2 separate regions of the Mus musculus genome follow, and region 1 is linked to region 2. A link is a loop called in an ENCODE intact Hi-C map of the cell type or tissue named here. Cell type or tissue: gastrocnemius. All regions are shown on one strand. Links, peaks and the distances in the headings refer to the core of each region. The heading gives the core; the rest is flanking DNA.

Region 1 (10,545 bases), core at 3,095-8,094, 48 kb before region 2:
TACATGACCTTTTCTTTGTAGGAAACTATAACACATAAATTAAATATTAATAGAGAGTGCTACATCATCCTGCAAAGTAGCTGTGCTGATTTCATTGTGCCACCGGCAAGGCACGGAAATCCTGGTCTCAGTGGAATCATCCACCATTAGTCATGGCCAGTCCGATGGAGTAGGCTGCTCTTAGTCGTGTAAATATCTTCTGATAACTGACAGCTTCCTCTCTTACCAGCCTCTTCCCCTTACTCACAGTGCAACTGGACAGTCTGCCATGTTTTATTTCAAAACTGCTTACATACTCTAGTAGTTAGTTACCCGTGGCAAGCATGTTCCCAGTCTTTTACTATAATTGGCAATATTTTACTTTAAGTAAATTAAGTCAATTAATTAAAATTGTCCTGTAGTGCTGCGAATTAGACCCTGGACATGTGGATCAGTGTCACACCGCTGAGCTACACAAGGAACCTTACGCTCTGTGAGACAGGATCCTGCTCTATATTCAGACTGGCTTGGATCCTCTGCCTTAGCCTACAGAGCTCGGTCACCATAGGTGTGGGTTACCACCCCCGATGCCCATGAGGTCATTTTTTAATGACTCAAGGGAATAATCTTTTGCTGTTTATGACTTTCACTTTTGCATGTCATGCTGAGGATACAAGTCCAAAGCTATCAGTTTACTTCTAATACTTTTATAGTCTGAACTACATTTGGCTCTTTATACATAATTCAGTTTGCAAAGTACAGTTCTATTTTATTTTTATCAAATAGAAAGAAAAATTTAATTTCTCTGAGCCACTGCTTCCCAACTTATAAATGCACATAACAGTGCCTGCCTTACACAATGCATTTTAAGATTAAAGGAGACTATGTTTTTCAATTACCTAGCTCAGGCCTGGTCAAATAACACTCACTATTATTTGGGTAGGAAAAATATTATATGTGTGTGTGTGTGTGTGTGTGCATGTGTGTGTGCGTGCATGTGTGTGTTTTATTGAATATATGTAAAAGCTTTAATAATAACTCACAACATACTTAGCAAAATCAAGGCCATCAGCTACCAGTCATCCCTACTGGCAAGTTGGGTTTTGTACAGCAGTCAGTACATTAATCGTGTGTGGAAGTCACCGTTGGCAGAAACATCAAACCTTCTTATGCTCTGTGAAGTGCAGAGGCTCTGGTGTTTAGTATGTAGATACTGCTCAGCAGAAGAACGCTGAGCATTTACAAAGAAGCACTGTATAGATATCATCTCAACTACTGTCCCAAACACCTCATATGCTCTAAAAGTGAGAAGACAGAGACCCAGAAAGGCTAGACAACCCCAGTGAAATTACACAGCAAACAGTGGAAGAACTAGACTATGCATCCAAGGCAGTCTGTGTCAAAGCTCAGTGCTCCTGTTCATAAGGTAAAGATGCCTTTGTATATTTTCCCAGAAAATAGCAGAATAGAAAACTCCATTCAGAGCAATAAAGCAAGTTGTTGTAAAGAATATCTGCCTGCCTTTAATGATCAGTCATTCCATGTTTGTATATCAATTCTGCCTATGGGATCTCTGACTTACCAGTCAGAACATGAACACTGAGTGAACAACAAGGCCAGGGACTCTGGCAGGACCCAGAGCTGAAGCAATAAACAAGACCTCAGTGTGGCTCTCAAGTGGACATGATGTATTCTAAAGATTCAGAGGAAAGCATGAAGTCAGTTGAGGACCTACTGGGTGGGACTTAGTGAGGGAATAACTTGGAAATAAATGCAGTTTGAGCTTCTGAGATGAGCACAGCAGACAGAGATGGGTCAAGACTAATGAGCATAGGAAAGCACAGACTGCAAAACAGCACTGGATTTTATAATAACCAATAATTTTCAATTTCTACTGAATGAAATTTTACAGAAGAGAAAAGACTTCCTTCAGGAGAGTGAAACTAGATCACGAAATGCACATGGGGGCCTGTGGTATTTCAGCCTGGGCAAGAATTTGAACATAGCTTCTTTGTAATCACCCCCTAGTCAGCCTTCCTCTGCTGATGCTGTGACAGCTGCATCCTCTTCCTGTGACATCAGAATATGCTCTGCAACAGGCACGTGAAGAAGATGTGCTGATAGCCCATTCTGCCTAAACCACACTGTAAATCCAAGACACGACGCAATCTAAAGAGGTGCAGTCACACCCATCTTGTGAAGAAGGCTGTTGAGACTGCAGTCACTGAACTGCGTGACCCATGAGGATTACCTATTTCAATCCTCTTACCTCAAATGAGATTTGAACTAAGACGTTTCCCCATGGCTGGCGGACCCGACCTTCGCCACTCTTTCTTCATGAAAGCTACAGAGAAGGGACCATCTAAACTCTGGTTTATTGGGAGTTGAAGTTAACTGTATGTGACTCCCCATCAGATCAAAGGACACATGCCCTTATAGATACAATGTCCTCCGTGGCCAAAGATCCGGACACAAGGCACACTTACTTAGTCAGCCTCTCGATGGTCTGGATGTGCACGTTGCTGTGTGTCTGGGAAAGAACAGCTTCATGCTGAGCACATTTCAAACAGAGGCCACCCACACGGCTGGATGCACTCGCAGCCAGAAGAGACTCTTTATGCTTCAATCTTTCCTTAAGATCCTCACAGGTTTTCTGGTATTCAGCTAAGTCTTTCCTAAAAGAAAGTGAAAAAATTGTAGGCTAAGTCCAGGAAACAGTACAAGTACAGAGAGTATCGTCACCGCCATGCATAGTGTTGAGCACAGGAGACACCTAACATATGTACCTTATTAACTCTTACCATAACCTTGAAGCACAGGACTGATTGCCTTATTTTTTTTTGTACTACATTGTGAAGTGCTATCAAGTAATTCTAATTTTGATTGCATCTATTGTTCATCAACTGCTAAAGTCTACCTTAAGATCCCCACCCTTTTGATGTGTCTGGAAATAGATGATTCATTTACCTCAGAAGCATCAGCTGAGATTCCAGAAGGTCAGTCTTCGCCTCGTATGTGAGTTTCAGCCTCTCCTGCAGAACAAGGCAGGAAAGCACATTTTTGCCATGTCTTGTTTTCATAAAAAATTTAAATTCTAAATAGTAACTCAAGTTTTTCTCTCTCGCCCACAGGGAGATCCAGGCTTCAGGAGTGCGTGCACTAGCTCACTCCACTCTGCTGTTCTGACTATTAGGTGAACGCCAATACAGAGCCATTGGGTCCCAAAATAGTGACTGCCTACCATTCTTATTTTCTTTTAAAACTATGCATATTATACCAAGTCTTACCGTTAAAAGTGTGAACTTTGCAGAAAGTTGATTGTCACTTAGTAGTCTCATAATGGTAAATCTCAAACTTATCAGAATTCCTCTTTGTAAGTGAAATATGTTTGGCGTGCAATATATACATACTTTGAATAGGAAGGTTAAAAGTTTAGTGCCTACCATGATAAGTCAAATGGACAGCCCATCTGTAAGCTGACTCTCTGTGCAATCTACCATTAAACAGGTACTTTTTAGGAATCTACACAAAGGTACCTCAAACCTCAGCAAGAGTCTATACTCTTGTAAGGAACAGAGTGGCACATGAGTCTCTGTGAGATGAACAGGAGGAAAGCAGAGTTATAAAGGCAAAGCTTTCTAATCCAGTTAAAAAAAATAGGCTTCTTAGAGCAGGAGTTAAGGCATGAAGGAGGATTTCCAGGAGAGAATCTGAAGCTATCACATCACACCGTATCTTTGGGCAGCCTGACTGGATCACCAGACAGTAAAGAGCTACGACAAGAGCAGCTGGACGTGGGAGAGACAGGAAAGTGTGGGACACGGGAAGAGGGTAAATGCTAAGACATCTGTTTATCCAACCCATGTAGCTGAGGCACTGGACATGCACTGGAAACTTAGCAGATTGAGTGTAGCATCAGAATAACGGGGGCGGGGAAACACTGTTTATAAAGAACTAATTGCAGATGCATAGGTAGGTCAGACCGTGAAGACAACCCAGTGATAAATACTGAAAAGTAAGTTTGTAGTGTTGAGATATTCAAGAGTCAGGAGGATGGAAGTTCATAACTGATTAGATCTGAGACAGAAAATGACAAAACTCATCTAGGTTCCTGAACTGAGTGATAAGTGAGTGCCAGTGAGAAATACGATTTCAGACCCAGGAAAGAGAGCAAAGAAACCCCCAAAATAATTCAAGCAGTGACACAGAGAACAAACAATAGGACCATAAAAAGAACTCAAAAATCAAGATGACCACGTTGAGTGAAAACCAATGGTATGAATAGTCCCATTAATTAACAATGGCATAGATACTACATTATAAAACTAACACCAGAGTGGCTGAGAGCCAGAACCCAGCTGTGTGCTTCTAAAGGAAACCACCCTCGGCTAGTAAGACACAAACAGGTTAAAAGTAAAGGATAGAAGAAGAGAAATCCCACCATTCTAATGCTAGTTTTTAAAGCTGTATGACTTAGTAAAAAATCTGTAAGCTTTTTAAAAATCATGTGAGGAGTTCAGAAATGAAATATGAAAATAAATATTATATTTATGATAGCATCCATACCAACTAAGGACTGATTCTAATGAAGGGTATTTGAATCCTTTCCTCAGAACCTAAACATAGCCGAGCATGGGGTATACTCCATATCCACTGCACTGCAGAGGCACAGGCAGGATGGTCAGGAGTTCTAGGCCCTAGATTCTAGGCATCCCTGAAATAGACCAGGTCCAGAGCATCCTGAGATATGCTGAAAGATCCTGTTTCAAGAAAGCCAAAGGCCAGGGATGCAACTCAGCAATGTAGTGCTTTGCCTAGTGGTACTTGGCCCAAGTTTTGATTCCCATAATCTCAAAGAAAAAAAAAAGCCTAATGAACGTTAAAGATAACTTAAATACATGAAGTTGTATGGAGTTCACAAGGATGGGTGAAATGGTATTATAAGGCCATTAATTCCCAAATAACATATACTTTAGAAAGACAATCTAAATCAAACTCTACAATGTATTTGGAAATGCAAAAGGCCAAAATAGTAAAGATACTCTTTTGGAAAAAGAGTAACATTCTATGTGACATGGTCTACAATTCAGGCTATAATAATCAAGACAGTTTAGTATGCGCACAATGAAACACATAGAGAAACAGAACACTTGTAAGCCATGGAAAAGGTGCTGAGATGCAGGGGAGGTTCCCAGGTGTGTGCTTGCTCACCTCACATGTGCAGGCTGTTGGGTTGAACCCTTAAAACCACAGGCACAAAACACAACATGTAAATCATGAGGGCACAAGACTACCTTTTCAATAAATAGAACTCTAATATATCGATAAACACACTAGACAAAACCAAAACATAATCTGTGTGCTTCATATCACATACCAAGATGAATTCCAGGCAGATTGTATATCTAAATGTAAAAGGCAGAGCTAAACACTCCAGAAAATACTTTAGGAAAATATCCTGTGTCAGGAAGAAAGGGACTTTTTAAGGTACAGAAAGCGCACACTCTTAAGCTCTCACATTCCTTACTCTCTAGCTCTCTTTCTCTCTTTCCCTTCCCCCTTCTCTCCATGTGACCATGGCCGGCCTCTCCCTCTCTCTTTCTACCTTCTCTCCTTTCTCCCTGCCTTTCTACAATAAAGCTCTAAAACCATAAAAAAAAAATACAGAAAGCACTATACAACGAATAAACAATGAAATCTTTGTAACTAAAGCAAGCAATTAGCTACCAGGAGAATTAAAAAGTAAGATATACTTAGTGAGACTACAAAACTTACTACACATAGTAAAGCATGTGTAAGTATATGTGTGTGTGTGTGTGTGTGTGTGTGTTCCCCAAATCAACATATCAAATAAACATAATATATCAAGGAGCAGAAACACTATACAGCATACTTTGCTATAAGCTCAAGGGTAGCCTGGGCTCATGATGAGTTCCAGACCAGCCTAGAGAGACCTTGTACGAAACAGACTCATTACAAAAAAACCCAAAAAATAAACAAACAAAAAAACCCCAAAAAACCCCAAGCAAATACACACAAGATCATTAGAAAAACTGCCAACAGTGTATAAAAAGGGGTGTGGACTTCAGGATAAGTCCTGTACCATGTATAGGGTATAAACTGGTAAAGCACTTCGTAGAAGACAGCCATTGATAATCAATTCAAGTCGAACACTAACATAGCCTAAGACCAAGAATGTGTGAGGTGCATGCTCACAGACATAATGAATGTTCTCTGCAGAAATACTCACACAAGCACCAAGCTAGAAGCACAACAAATATCCATCAGCACTAGATAAGTCACTTATGGTACATTCATTTGGTGGCTCCTCAATGAAAATTGCTACTCTTTTGCTACATGCAGTAACATGGACAGATCTAGAAATGCAATGGTAGGAAACAAAGACAAATGGTTGGGACATACATGTAATGCCAGCACTTGAGAAGCAGAGGCAGGAGGATTGAGTTCAAAGCCAAATTTGGTACCACAGTGAGTTCAATGCCACCCTGGGCAATATGAGACCCTATCTCTAAAAGCCAAACTAAAGTTAAAAGAGAAAAGGGGTAAGGAAGATGGAGAAGGAGAAAGAAAGGGGAGCTAAATTAAAGAACGGATACCGTTGTAAGGCTCCATCTATATAAGCTTCCCTTAATTCGCACATTCAAGTAGAATGTTCAGTAATGTGTTCTTGGCAAATGCTCATGGAAGTCAGGATGTTGATTAGCTATGGAGTGCAGAGACACTGGGTGGCAGGGAACACAGCAAGGATGTACAAGGATGGAAAAAAAAATCTTGATCCAAAATTTCCTGAGTACTCTTTCAGAGAAAATCACTAGGCTGTAAACTTTTGAGTACTTTAATGAACTCAAATTGCGTTGTGCAGGAAGAATGTTGGGAAAGAGGATGTCGAACTGGTCCATGTGGTATCAAAACTATTACTAGGTAGAAATCACTTGCAACTGTAAAATGAGCAGGCTGAATGTGCTCTCAGGTGTTACAGTGAAAACAGGAGACAAGGAGTACAGATAAGAATATATTCAACTGTCTGGGAAAGTTTGCGGAGTAAAGGAGATAAAAGTGTAGGGTCATGAACAGGATAAATTGAAAAAAGAAAAAAAAAAAACAATCTGTGAGAAACCAGACATCAGACTTACTAAAGAAAAGGCTATAAGCAATTGCCTCCTGTACATCCAAAGAACAAGGGGAAACATAGGCTAAGACCTGGAGAAAGCAGGGGCTGTTTTAGAAGGGAACCGAGAATCTAGAACAGAAAAATCTCAATAACAGACTTGGCAAATCCATTGGAGGGGTTCAAGACTGGATTGAGCAAGTGGAACAGAGAGCGACTGAAATGACTAAGGCCGAAGGGCAAAGGTGAAGAGCGACCTGAGATGAGAAGAAACAGAGGTGCAGAAGCACTCCACACTCACCAGCTCCAGCTTCCATTTATTGGCATCACCAGTGGATGCAGTTTTGCCAGTTTCAGCATCACCATGAGAAAATGGTCTCTTTGCAGCTTCATCCACCCTAGAATCTTCTCGTGTCATAATCCAAGAATTCTGCATGTTTCCCTAAAATAAAACACGCCATTAGCTGCAGCTGATATTCAACATTAAGTAAACATGCAGACTATAAATGGAATCATGATTCCCAGCCATGCGGAACATGTGCACACACAGGCTGTGCTAGACAGTGGGTATTAAAGGGTCAAGTGCCCACATATGCAGGGAATAATGCAAATATCCACAGAGAAGCCTGATGCCTGTGTATTCAACATTCTCAGAAAACAGACACTCTGGAAACTGACAGTCTTATATTTTCCATATTCCATAGATGCTAATAATCATAGTTGAAAACATGTTAGACATTTTTTGTGTACTTCATATAATTTGCTAAGAGCCCCAAGGATAAATTGTAAGGATTTATCTGGCTGCAGTATGTTCATGCTTTTTACACAATGAGAGAGACATGGGTGTTCTCCGCTCTGGATTCCTGATAGTGCTTCCAAAACTCCTGACAATTTTAGAGTGAAAAAGACCATAGTTTGGTATGATACTGGGTATTAGTGCACAACTGTCAATACAAGAGGTCCTAAGACCTTCATGACCGTGAGTGATGGGGACGTTTATGCTAATTAGATGACATGGGTTCCTCCATGGCTTCATGAAGGGGGGCAGGGTTTACCAGAAATCTTGTTAGAAGGGGAAACTCTTGGCCTCCCTGTTCTCTGAGGATAGGAGAGCTGGAGACTGACTTGCAAATGGATACTGGTTTGTTTGGTCATTAACAAATCAACCATGCCTATGTAAGGAGCCTTCTTAAAATTCCATATGATAGGGGGTTGGAGAATTTCTGGGTTGGTGAACACATCATTGTGCTATAATAAACTTTTCTCTAAAACTGACCCTCTGTGATCTGTGTATTTCATTTCTCTAATCCATTATTCTTTTATTTTAGACAAAAACTTGAAAGTCATTGGCTTTTGTGGCAATTGAGGTTTTCAGGATCATAGCTCCAAGTCAAGAAAAGCTCAGTTCTTAAAAGACATTGAAGACTCTGCAATCCTCGTATCTTAGGACCAACTCACAAGAGAGGATGTTGGACATTGAGAGCAATGAGAAATTTCAATTAGTTTTCTGGAGAAGTTGTGGTCCTAGTGTGTCATTTAGATGAACAAACCCTTCCATAAAGGGGCAGCCTCCCAAGAAGCTGGGTGGGGAGAGGAGCCCCACCCTGCAAGAACATTCACAGATTCACAGGCAGTTTGCATCACTGTTTTTTTTCCCACAGAGGCTGTTATGTTTATTGTGCAGACAGTGATAATCCACTAGAGAAGGTATTGCCACAAGCAAGCCATCCAAGCACAATCACAGACAGCGACTCTACACAAGGAACAGAGAAATAAGTCAGAGGGCGCACAAAGGAACAGGGAGAAGGTTGGATGCAGTTAATCGTCTTGATAAGTTTTTCCTGCAAACATACTTAGCTCACAGAAATGGTAGAGAAGTTAGATGTCCAGTTTTACTTAGCTGTGACCAACAACAGTAAAAAACAGTCTTATAAAATTTATCTCCCATAAAAATAAACTATATATATAAAAATTTTATGATGTTCTCACTGTTCCATTGGACAGAAGCCTTTTTTTTCTCTCTTTTTTTCTTTTTTTTCAGTATGAAAAATGAGGTATACTGGGACTTAAGAGGTAGTAGTGTGTTTTGATTGTACAACATACAGGAAATAAGGAATAACTTCATCAGAGATGGAAATTGCTCAGTGTGCCCAGTCTGGCCAACACGAGAAACTGCTTCAGTTTTTATGAGCTGGCCAAAATGAGGTTTCTGTAAGGCACATCCGAAGACCTGGAATGAGAATCTGATATTTATAAGCCATTGTTTATTTGATTATTTAATGCATTGTTAATAGTCACGTTGAGTTTTAATCTCTCCATAGCTCCTTTGGCAACTCACGACAGTGAGCCATCTGCCAGTCTCAGAGCGGCACGTGGCCTTTGAAGTGACCTCCCTGAAAACAGCTGAAAGAGACATGGTTGTTTGTTTGTTTGTTTGTTTCATTTGGCTTCAGTATTAACTTATACTGACACAAGCCACTATGAGAAACCACCTCCTGGCCCAGTGGGTAACACTCTGGAAAGTCAGCACACTTAATAGGAGAGAAAGGCATAGAAACTCTACACAAGAAGCGTCCAAAACAAATCTGCTTGAGACATTTTTTTACAAAAATCACATTGTGTAAAATACATGAAAAAATATCGGTCAAGCATATTCTTCTAGGCAACTAATCTTAGAAATCTATTTTTTTTCCTTTTTCATTGCATTAGGCAAAAGGCTGAGCTGGTTGTAGCAAAATTTCAAGTTTCTTTGAAGGTTGGCTTGATTTTAATTCATTTATTTTTGCAAAAGTATGTAAAAAAATTGTGTTTCTATCAAGTGTATTTTACAAAAAAATAGTTTCGATGAGGGAGAGGTGAGGTTTGAACTCCTTCAAACATGGGGGAAGGAAATCAATGAGCGATATAGGCTGCAAGTTTGTTCCTTTGGAAGTGTGGAGGTAGTTCCTTGCAAATCAGGAAGTCCATTTGTTTCAATAATTCATTTGAGGTACAAACTTGGAGACTTATATTTGAACACTACAGATGTGTGTGTGTGTGTGTGTGTGTGTGTGTGTGTGTGTGTGATACAAAGTAGTGCCACTGAAAAATAAATTCTCCTTAAGAACCTAGGAGCAACTTGACTCAAAACTGTTTCAAATTAATGTAACAATCTAGCAGGAAAGCTGCCACAAGCATTTGTAACATTTTAATTTTAAAAAAAAAAAAGTCATAGAAACATGCATAGCCTGCAGAGACGGAGTAAGAGTACAGACAAGAATGGTCGAGAACTGGGGATGGCTGAGATGCCGACCCAGTAAGGTTTGGTTTGGTTTTGGTGGGTTTTTTTCCCCCCTTTCTCTTGCAGGGCTTGTGTCTAGCAGCGTGTAACAAGGGCAGGGCTGTAAATTAACTGTAGCATTCAGAGGTAGTATTGAGTGTAGGGATTATTGCATCTC
Region 2 (10,545 bases), core at 1,815-6,814:
GTGTAAAGCCATCTGGTGATGAATCAGCCAGCTGATTGCAGAGCATAAGGATGGACTATCCTTAACATGTGACCTAGTTCAAGTAATTCCATGCATTAATTATACACTAGGTATATAATGTAAGGAAGCAAGTTTTTTTGGCATGGATTATGCAATGCACTGTTTCCTAGTACTGTAGCAATGCCATTGTCTATCTCAAAACTCCATTATAATTTACATCCCTCAGATCCCTCTTGACATCAGTTCTCAGTTGAGTTACATGTAACTACAAGCAGCACTTCGAAAAATGTATGTTTAAAATAACAATACAGTTGGGTTTCCCTCTGGCATTTTCATACACACCTCTTTTTCTTTATCTTTTTTTTTTGTTTGGTTGGTTTTTTGTTTGTTTGTTTGTTTGTTTTTCGAGACAGGATTTCTCTGTGTAGACCTGGCTGTCCTGGAACTCACTCTGTAGACCAAGCTGACCTCGAACTCAGAAATCCGCCTGCCTCTGCCTCCCAAGTGCTGGGATTAAAGGCGTGCGCCACCACGCCCGGCTTTCTTTATCGTTCTTTACTTCCCTCCTCCACCCCTGCTCTTTCTTTATCTTTCTCTAACCATTAGATCCCATTCCACATTTTTAACATATACTCTAGTAACCGCTTTTCCTCTTCTCCTGAAGACTCCTCTCCACTTCATAGTCCTCTCCTAGTCTTATGAGCCACCTACACACTCAAAAAATTAAACCCCAGAATCCACATATGACAGAAAAGGTGAGATATTTTTTGCTGCGTCTGGGTCACTTAATATAATAATTTCCTTAATATAATAATTTCCAACTATATTCATTTTCTTAGGAAGGATATGGTTTTATTTTTTATGGTTGAATAAAATTGCATTGTATATATGTACCACATTTTCTTTGCATTCATCTGTTTGGATGCAAAAATGAACTGTTCCCACAGTAAAGTCCAATTTTAAAACTAGTCTAGGAAGGTGAAGGTGTGACTGTGGTGCTAGGTAGGTTTACACCTGCTAGCCTCTAAATGTTGGAATGCTAAACTGTTGTAACTGCTGAAAAGCCAAGCCCTGTGTGACAAGAAGATAAGCTGTAAAAGATTGCTAAAGAGGAGCATAACTGGGAAATAAGGGCCAGATTTACTCAGAAACAGGTTAGGTGACCCTAGAGAGTTCCAGGTTACCTGTAAGCCAAGAATTCTAGTGGAGTTGTCCTTTATTCATTAAAAATACCCTCTGCATTATATTAGATTTGATCTCTTACAGAGAGAGGGGTGAAGTGGGCAATGGTGGGAAGAAGGGAGGAAGGTTGCCAAAACAATTACAGTGGGTGAAAGGTTGTTCTAGACTAGAACCTAGAGATGAAGAAACTGTATGACCTTCTACTGGCATAGGTGAGATCATCTCATGTCCCCATTCTAGTCTGGAATAAGAACAGCTTCCTGTTTCCATCTAACTTCCCAGCATTCTCTACAGGATTTAGTTCCCTGAGGCAAGATTCTCTTGTTTGTTTCCCCTAGCAACCCTGGATTTGGTAGGTGGCTCAATAGGTGTGTGTGTATATATTTAAGTGTATCTTTTTTTTTTTTTTTTTTTTTTTTTTTTTTTAGTACATGTATACTTGGTTTAGCATTTAAATGAGTTGAACTTGTCTGTCTCATTATTAACTCTTTTTCTAATGTTTTGGGATCCATTGTATACTATCTACAGTCACATATGCAATAGCAGAGCTTTGCTTCTACTGAACTATAAATAAGTTGATCATTGGTCACCAGCCTCTCCTCATCCTCCCTCTCCTAGCCATTCCCAGATACTACCATTATACTCTGAATTTCTATGACAGCAACATTTTCGAATTGTACATACCTGTGAGGTTTTATGTTATTTCCTTTTTCTGTGCCTAGCTTATTTCATTTAACCTGAGAGTCCCCATTTTCATCAGTGCTGTATCGAATGGCAGAATTTCGTGCTTTATTATGGTTGAAGCATATTGCCTTCATGAGTATATGGACACTTTGCTTGGTTTCTTGGCTGTTGAGGTTAGTGCTGCAATACACTTGGGAATGCAAATGTTTCCCTCATTATATCTACCTCCTTTGTATATACCCGTGAATAGGGCTGCAGCATCATACAGTGGCTCTATTTTTGTTTTAATTTTTAGGAATTTCCAGAATGACTTTTATAGTAGCTGTGCTAATTTACATTCTCATTTGAGTTCCTACCAGCACTTGTTATCTTTTAGGGTGTTTGGATAGTACCTATAAGGCCATAGTTCATTGTGGTTTTGTCTTCCATTTCCCTGATGTTTACTGCTGGCCACTTACATGTCTTCTTTTAAGAAATACCTGTTTGAGTCTGTTGCCTATTTTGGAATTGCTTGGGAGCCCACATAGATGACTTATTTGTAATCCCAGCACTCAGAAGGTATAGGCCTGAGGTCCCTGATGCAGTGTATTTTCTGTCTAGCTGGACTAGCTGGATCAGGAAGATACCCATTGTCAATCTCTGGTCTTTTCATCTTCTCTTGCCACATACCTGCAAACAGAAATATACCACAAATACATATACACTTGAAAAAAGAGTACCTGAGGAAATGATGGGAAAGCTGTCTTAGAGATCCCTGTAGAAAAACAGAGAATGTGGCTTTGTATTACATTGCATTTCTAAGAAGAAACGATACTGAGTGGACTCAAGACCACTGCCTTAGCCCAAAAGGGAATGTAATACCCTGCATATTAAATATTATATTTTTATTTCATTTTAGGAAATGTGTATTTTCTAATTTTAAGCTTCATGAAAAGCCAAATAAGATTTGTAAAAAGCTATTATAGTTAAAATATTATTTTATGTAATTATAATTATATAAGTACATTTATATATAAAATTACATGTTATATAGTCACAGTATTATGTGTTGTGCTCTATAAATATTTAAAGGCTGTCTTATAGCAAATGAAAGTTAGAGGATGCTTTATAGCATATGAATGATATTTGTTTAAACTGATTTTTTTTCTACATTAAGAAGTTGTTCTTTTTGACCATGTGTGGTTCTTGTGTTTAGATTGCCCTGTTTAAGATGAATGGATTTTCTTTGACTATATCTTACAGCAGTTTTCATTTTTGCTCCCTTGAAAAAATTTGCAACTATTGACCTACTTACTATGTTTTAAAATTGTTCTTCTGTGTAAATGGAGTGCGTAAATTATATAATATATTTACAGAATTTTTCCTTTAGTTCTGGTTCTCTATTGACTTGACCGTGGAGACTGTATTCTAAAATAGAGAAAGAAATGCTGCAACTCCAATTTGACAGAAAGTGTATGTAAGACTAAGATCATCTGTATTAAATAGTTGGTTGACGTGGGAGACTTAATAAGCCACATAAACCAGACAAACTGATTAAATAAGCTGAGAAAGTAAAAAAGACTTGTTTTAGCTTCACACAAAGTTATTTGTTTATTGTGGTAAAAGTTGTGTGTGCCAGGTATGTGTAGATGACTGTGGGTTATTTTTGTCAGCTTGACACAAATTAAGGTCACTTAGGAAGAGAGAACCACATTTGAGAAAATGAATTCCTCAAACTGGCCTGTAGACCAGCTGTGAGGCATTTTCTTGATGAGGAACAGATATGGGAGGGCCTATCCCACTGTCCACCCCCGGGAGAGTGGCCCTGGACTGCATAGGAAAGCAAACTCAACAAGCCAGGATGGTATAGCCCCCAGTGGCCTTTGCTTCCGTTCCTGCTCCATTGTTTTTCCCTGAGTCCCTGCCTTGGCTTTCTCCAATGATACCCTGCAGCCTATAAGCCACATAAACCCTTCCCTACCCAAATTGCTTTTCATTATGCTATTTTATCACAGAAACAAAAACCAAATTAAGACAGTCACATTTAACATAAAACATACAGAGTTCTTACCAGGACATTGGACACTGTTGCCTTTAGCATATACATCTATTTTATTGTAGAATACTTCATCCCATGATAGTAAAGTTTACTTTCTAGTTAAGAGCAGCACAGTATACATCTTAGGAAAAGCTGAACATAATCTTTGGATTCCCAAGACAAAACTTGAGTAGATGGCATCATGACACTAAGTAGGAGAGGAAGCTAAGGAGCATGACACTTTTACGGTGCCTGTGGCCATGCAGAGTAAAAATAGTAAAATAGGATTCAGACTTAATCTAACTGACTCAGAGTCTGAGATTGTTACTGACTATGCCATAGCCCATAGGACAGTAATCGTTCAAAGCTCAGTCTACAGGTCCTTGGGTGTCTGTCCCTGAAGGCAATCTTTTCTGCCTCTTGTTGCATTTCTATTAGCATACATGATACAAAAACAACTATGGTAGCTCAGTAGCACAGATCAAGGCAGTGAACCAGACTGTATGCTGTACATCTGCATTAAAAACAATTTTAAAAATCCACTAACTTTACCTAATACTATCTCACAAAATGGTAACAGTGAGTGACTTTGTTAAGAGTGGACTTTGAAGTCACACTTTCGTAGTGTTCTGCAGGAGTAGAGGAAAGTACTTATAGAGCGCTTACACTCGGTGCCAGACTACAATGGCTGTCTCCAAGAAAATGAGCTGGGTCACTGTGTGACTTGTAAGCTGAATTAGGCCCATGCTTTCATAAAACATCAGTTGTACTTCAGTGATTGGCAGATTGCTAAGTAGAACATTTGTCAAAATGAACCTCAAGAAAAAGTGACAGGATTTTAATTTCAGTGATAAAATTTTAGGTGTCAAGGATCTAATTTGAGAGCTTGTTTGGAGGTTCTAGCAGGGTAGCACAGCCACTCATATATCTTTGACAGAGGACTGGTCCTCCTCTGTTCGGGGAGGGCCATCCTCTTCGACCTAGCTGGTGAGGGAGGAAGGGGACACCTGCCTAGCCAGCCAGATCAGCCAAATCAACCCTGGCGATCAATGAGGTGACAGATGTCACAGCCAGATCACCCTCACATCCAAGGATATAATTTGAGATAATGAATTCTGTCTGAGCTTAGTAGTATCCTAATATTTAAAGACTTTTCTGTTGACATGGGTAGTGATATTTTTAGAATTGTAATAAAAATTACTAATAATTGATCTCCTTTTTATTTACCTTCAATCTTTCCTTTTAACTGTACTCTGGAGTTTTCTAGATTCTGACACTGATGAGAGTGTGGTATATTGGGTGAAAAGGTTGAGGGCAGTTCTGTGTGAGGCCTACTTCCAGGGCTGGTGACTGGATACTGAAGGGTTTGTAACGTGTTCTTGTTCACATTTGCAGGATAATGTAGCTTTGCTAAGGATTCAGAAGCTAAGCAGAAATGAGCCTAACATCCTGGTTTTTGGTGAGCAGTGGAGGCACTCGCCACAGGCTGCCACGAGAAATGATTTTCGTTGGAAGAGACGACTGTGAGCTCATGCTTCAGGTGATGTATCCGCCTTCTCTAAGCAAGTACTCAGCTTGGTACTCTCCTCCTAGAGCCAGAACATTCAGCTGGAGGTCACGTAGACTTCTTACATTCAGACTTACATTTTCTTGCTAACCTAACTCTCATGTCAGTTTGATTAATTTTCATCCTAGTATCATTTACAGTAAATTCTGTGTTTTGAGGATTATTTTTTTAAAAAATGAGAACTTAGAGTAGAGAAGTGTGTGTGTGTGTGTGTGTGTGTGAGAGAGAGAGAGAGAGAGAGAAAGAGAGAGAGAGATGTACATATAGGTATACTCACCTGTATTTGTGGGGGGAAAAGTAGTTTCTTAAAAATTCCAGTTTTAAAATTCACATTTTAAGTGATAATTTTGTTTATAACGTGACACATTATGTTCCTTTTTATCATCTAAGTCTTTGGGTTCCTTGTGCAATTTGTGTTGTAATATTCAATAATAAAAAAAGAAATCCTACCTACAAGGTAGCAGTTTTTAACAATATGATAGGTAAACCATTAGAAAATAATTCACTGGATATCTGAGTATCAATTTCACAATTTTTAAACAATATGCACCTTTATACACTCAACAAAATAAGTGAATTTAAATTCTCTCAGAATTTAAAGAAGTATGGATATAATACAAAGAGTATTTTAAATATTTAGGTACTTTCCTTATTCGGAAATAATGCCAAACTTATTCTGTATCATAACCAATTTAAATTTCATTTAATCTATGTTTTTGATTTATCCCTCTATTTATCAGCTATCTATTAACATTGTATGTATAATTAAAAATCTTTTTTGTTACTTTAGTATTTTTTTGTAGTTTAATTTTAAGCTAATTTAAAATTTAGCTTAATTTTTTTTTCTTTTAGTCCCGAAGTGTGGATAAACAACATGCAGTAATCAATTATGATGCATCTATGGATGAACATTTGGTGAAAGATTTAGGCAGCCTAAATGGGGTAAGTTAGCCAGTACTTTTTTTTGAATATTTGATTAATGTTAATAAAGTTTCAGTACTTGTTTGTCTGCTTTCCTTTTTCTTTAGATTGTGTTTCCCTCCTAGTACATTGAAGTCACATGTAGCAGCAGCTGAAGGGACAAATAGAGGAAATGAGAAAGGCATTTAATTATGTGACCTGTGATAAAGATTTCCCTAAGATGAGACTGAAGCTTAGCCTCCACATGTGCCTGCAGTTAATGTGTGGGGGAACAGAAAAAGGTCCTGGCAGTAAGAAGGTAGAAAGTACCTTTGGGCACAAGAGATATGTTCTCGGTTTTATAAAGTAAGAATGAAAAGGTAGATTGGGTGCCAAATCCTGGAGGACCTCCTATAGTCTAGGGCTGGGGCAAAACCAAGAGATTTAACCATTTACTTTAACACACATACTACTTTATCTGAACACTAGGATTCAGTCTTGCTACTTTCTTTTTGTCTTTGTAGGTATATTTTGTAATTGTAGTAGATTTTTTTTTTTATTATTTCTATCTGATGTTTTCACATTTTTTTGGACTTAATTCATTCCTTTTTTCTTTTTTTATTGAATATTTTTATTTACATTTCAAATGTTATGCCCTTTCCTAGTTTCCCCTCCAAAGCCTCCCTAGCCCCTCCCCCTCCTCCCCACCCACCCACTCCCATTCCTGGCCCTGGCCTTCCCCTACACTGGGGCATAGAACCTTCACAGGACCAAGTGCCTCTCCTCCCATTGATGACCGGCTAGGCCATCCTCTGCTACAAATATAGCTAGAGCCACAAGTCCCACCATGTGTTTTCTTTGATTGGTGGTATAGTTCCAAGGAGCTCTGGGGGTACTGGTTAGTTCATATTGATGTTCCTTCTATGGGGCTTCAGTCCCCTTCAGCTCCCTGGGTATTTCACTGGCTCCTTCATTGGGGATCCTGTGCTCCGTCCAATGGATGACTGTGAGTATCCACTTCTGTATTTGCCAGGCACTGGCAGAGGCTCGCAGGAGACAGCTATATCAGGCTCCTGTCAATAGGCTCTTGTTGGCATCTGCCTAGTGTCTGGGTTTGGTGGTTGTTTATGGGGTGGATCCCCATGTTTCTACATTTTACAGAATGAAAATAATCACAGGTGTACTGAATTGTTTCAGCTTCTCAGTTTTCCTGTGGCTCTGGAGGCTCTTGTGGCACTTGAGTGCTGGGAATGGAACCTGCCTCTTCTAGAAGAGGCTCCAATGCTCTTTATCTCTCTGGTTCAGTATACTTTTGATACTATTGTAATTCCAGAATTTTCAACATCAAAATAAAGATTAATGTCAGAACTAGGGGAAACAGTGAAGTGCTATTTGTGAGCCCAGTTTTAATTATAGCAAGTGGTATAACCTTGGGAAAATTAACCTCTGTATTCCTCGGTTTTTGAAAATAGAAATAAAATTATACCTTACGGTTTGTTGAAAAGATGAAAATAAGTAAATCATTTTAAACATCTAAACCAATACGCAATATAAATATTCAAAAAGTATTCATTTAATATTATGATTTAGTTATTTTAAAAAGATAGCTAAGACAATTTTACTACTTAGGAACCTATGTACTTTTCAACAAATCCATTGTTGCACATGCGTTGTTTTTTAACTGTTTATTTCTAACTTATGTAGATGTGTGTGTGGACATGTGAATGTGAGTGAGGGTACTCACAGAGGCCTGAAGAAAGCTTTGCATCCTCTAGCGCTGAAGTTGAAGTTGTTTAAGTTGTTGGATGTGTGTTGCTGGATCTAACTAGTCCTCTATAAGAGCAGCAGGTGCTCTTACCCACTGAGCTGTCTCTCTTGCCCTCATTATTTTATATTTAAGAAACATATTTAACCCTCTGTCTTAGCTTATTCAAGTCACTACACTCTCTAAACTGAACCTCAAAATATTACTAGCATTCTTGCTCCTTTTACCCCATCACAAATATTCCCAAGGGACCTGAATATATGTTTTTACCACCAAAAATGTTACTAAATAAAGCAGAGAAAATTGAAACTAGTTTTCTTGCTGGATTTTGGTGGCCCACATTGCTGGGAGCTTGTTGAAGCTTTTCTGTGAGACCCTTATTTGCTGTCGTCAGTCCTCCTGCCTCCTCCCTCCACTGAGCACTTGCCCCTGCACCCTACCATCCCACTCCTGGCTTTGTTACTGTGCTACTGTACACAGCCTACATTCTAGCCTAGGCCTGTCGTTTCCCTTTTTTTCAGACTAGAGTTCCATGAGAACATGGGTTCAATACCCAGAAGACATAAAATGTTGGGTGTGATTACCTGCATGTTTGTAATTCCAGTGCTGGGGAATGAAGGCAGGTGATTCCCAGTACTTGCTGGCCAGAAAACCTAGCCAAACTGGCAAGCCCCAGGTCCCAGTGAGACACTCTGCCTCAAAAAACAAGATAGATAGATGGTGAAGAACACTGTCTGAAGTTGACCTCTGGCTTCCACAAACAGGAGCACTGATATGTGTGTACAGTCATGCACCCCCCCAACACACACACACACACAAAAATTACTTATGTTTTTCGGAAATACCGCATGTTCCTTCTCATTGAATGAATCTGACTGACAGAATGAAAGCATCCTAGTTTCTTTTTGTCCTTAGAAATACTCTTTTCTCATTGATTCTGGGTAAAAGAAAAGTGAGCTAGAATTGTCCTCATTTCCTGGAGAAACAGAATGATAATTTTGTGGATACTGTGATTATGTCATTATTGTCATATTCTACAGTGCTCCAGTCTCTTCACTGTATGATTGAGTTTTGCTTTTTTGGTTTGTTTGTTTTTTCCTGTCTGTTTGCATCTATATCTATAGCTGAATGTTTTCAGCCTAACAGTATCAATGTCCTCTGATAGCATAACCAAAAGAAAAAGGAAAAAGAAAAAAAAAAAAAAACCTTAAAAGATAATATCTCCAGATGTCTTCTTGGAAAGCTGATGCAGTACGTCAGACATTGCAGTAAGAAACTGCAGGATGACAGCGGGATGACTTATGTCTCTGCCGCTGTGTTCTGTGTCCGGGCCTTTCACTACCATTAGTGACCACTGAATACTTGAGATGTGACTAGTCTAAATTCCAATGGCTTCACGCGCACACACACACACACACACACACACGAAATACCTTACTAATTTTTACTTCTTGAGATAGTTACTTTTTAGTATACTGGATTAAATTTAAAATGCATTATCAAAATTAATTTCAATTCTTGTTACAAGCCTACAAAAAATTATTAAGTAGTGTATATTGTTTGGGAAATTGTGACATATTTCTCTTGGATAGCTGTTCTAAGTAATTCTGCTATTTGTCTTGATATTTCGGTGATTTTTCAGCATTGTTACAAACAATTGAGTAAAGATAAAACATCATGACGAGGATATAGCAGAATTCCAATATATAGAAGGATCCATTCACTAAAACACCATAATGTATCTTAACTTTAAAAAAGATCCAAAGAACCATTATGACAGTTGTAAAGTAGCCCACAAGATGACCTAGCAGTTAAAGATGCTTGCTGGTAAGCGTGATGAGCTGAGTTTTAACTCTCAAAACTGGTGGGTAGAGAACTAATTCCAGCAAATTGCCCTGGCCTCCTCATATAGTGTTGTACAGTGTGTGTGTGTGTGTGTGTGTGTGTGTGTGTGTGTGCGCGCGCGCGTTCTCTCTCTCTCCATAAATAAGTAAATAAATAAAATGTTTTAAATAGTGTTTCTTTTTCCTTGGAATGAGCTTTTTTGGCTTCATTTTTAAGACAAATTACAAATGCCAAAATTCAACCTGGTCTCATTGTACTCTGTGTGACCAGCAATATTGACAAAAGGGTTAGTATGAAGTAAGTGTCATGTTGTAGGACGCTTGACAGGTTAGGATGCAGTTCACAATACGTACTTTAGTAGTAGGTTGCTGAATTTGACTGGAATGTGCTATGCAGAGTAACCTTTGTCTCTTTCCTCGTAGACCTTTGTGAATGATGTAAGGATACCAGAGCAGACGTACATCACTTTGAAGCTTGAAGATAAGCTGAGATTTGGATATGATATCCTTATATAATTTGGTGCATTTATTAAAATGATTACAAATTTAATATCTTGTAATATAAAAATTAATAATACTGGAACTT

Evidence for each region. Peaks named below come from ENCODE experiments on the same cell type or tissue, not always from the same donor. Only the 100,000 strongest peaks of a DNase experiment are listed, where the experiment ranks them.
Region 1: a loop joins it to region 2, with 2.3 times the contacts of the local background. A loop is called at or near these places in 4 of 42 quality-filtered maps.

The regions. Positions count from the first base shown.
Region 1 is chr1:176,837,290-176,847,834 of GRCm38, reverse strand. It overlaps Sdccag8 (serologically defined colon cancer antigen 8), which reads right to left. Exons shown (of 18, transcript NM_029756.3): 6 at 7,410-7,550; 7 at 2,947-3,011; 8 at 2,466-2,654. Among named protein-coding and RNA genes, the nearest start is that of Sdccag8, 28 kb to the right of the region's middle. In gastrocnemius, for the core only: no CTCF peak of the experiment used is centred there; no DNase peak of the experiment used is centred there.
Region 2 is chr1:176,788,383-176,798,927 of GRCm38, reverse strand. Cep170 (centrosomal protein 170) reads left to right here. Exons shown (of 20, transcript NM_001099637.2): 2 at 5,279-5,423; 3 at 6,303-6,392; 4 at 10,383-10,461. The coding sequence starts at 5,319. Among named protein-coding and RNA genes, the nearest start is that of Cep170, 13 kb to the left of the region's middle. In gastrocnemius, for the core only: no CTCF peak of the experiment used is centred there; a DNase peak (open chromatin) is centred at 4,904; H3K27ac peaks cover 687 bases.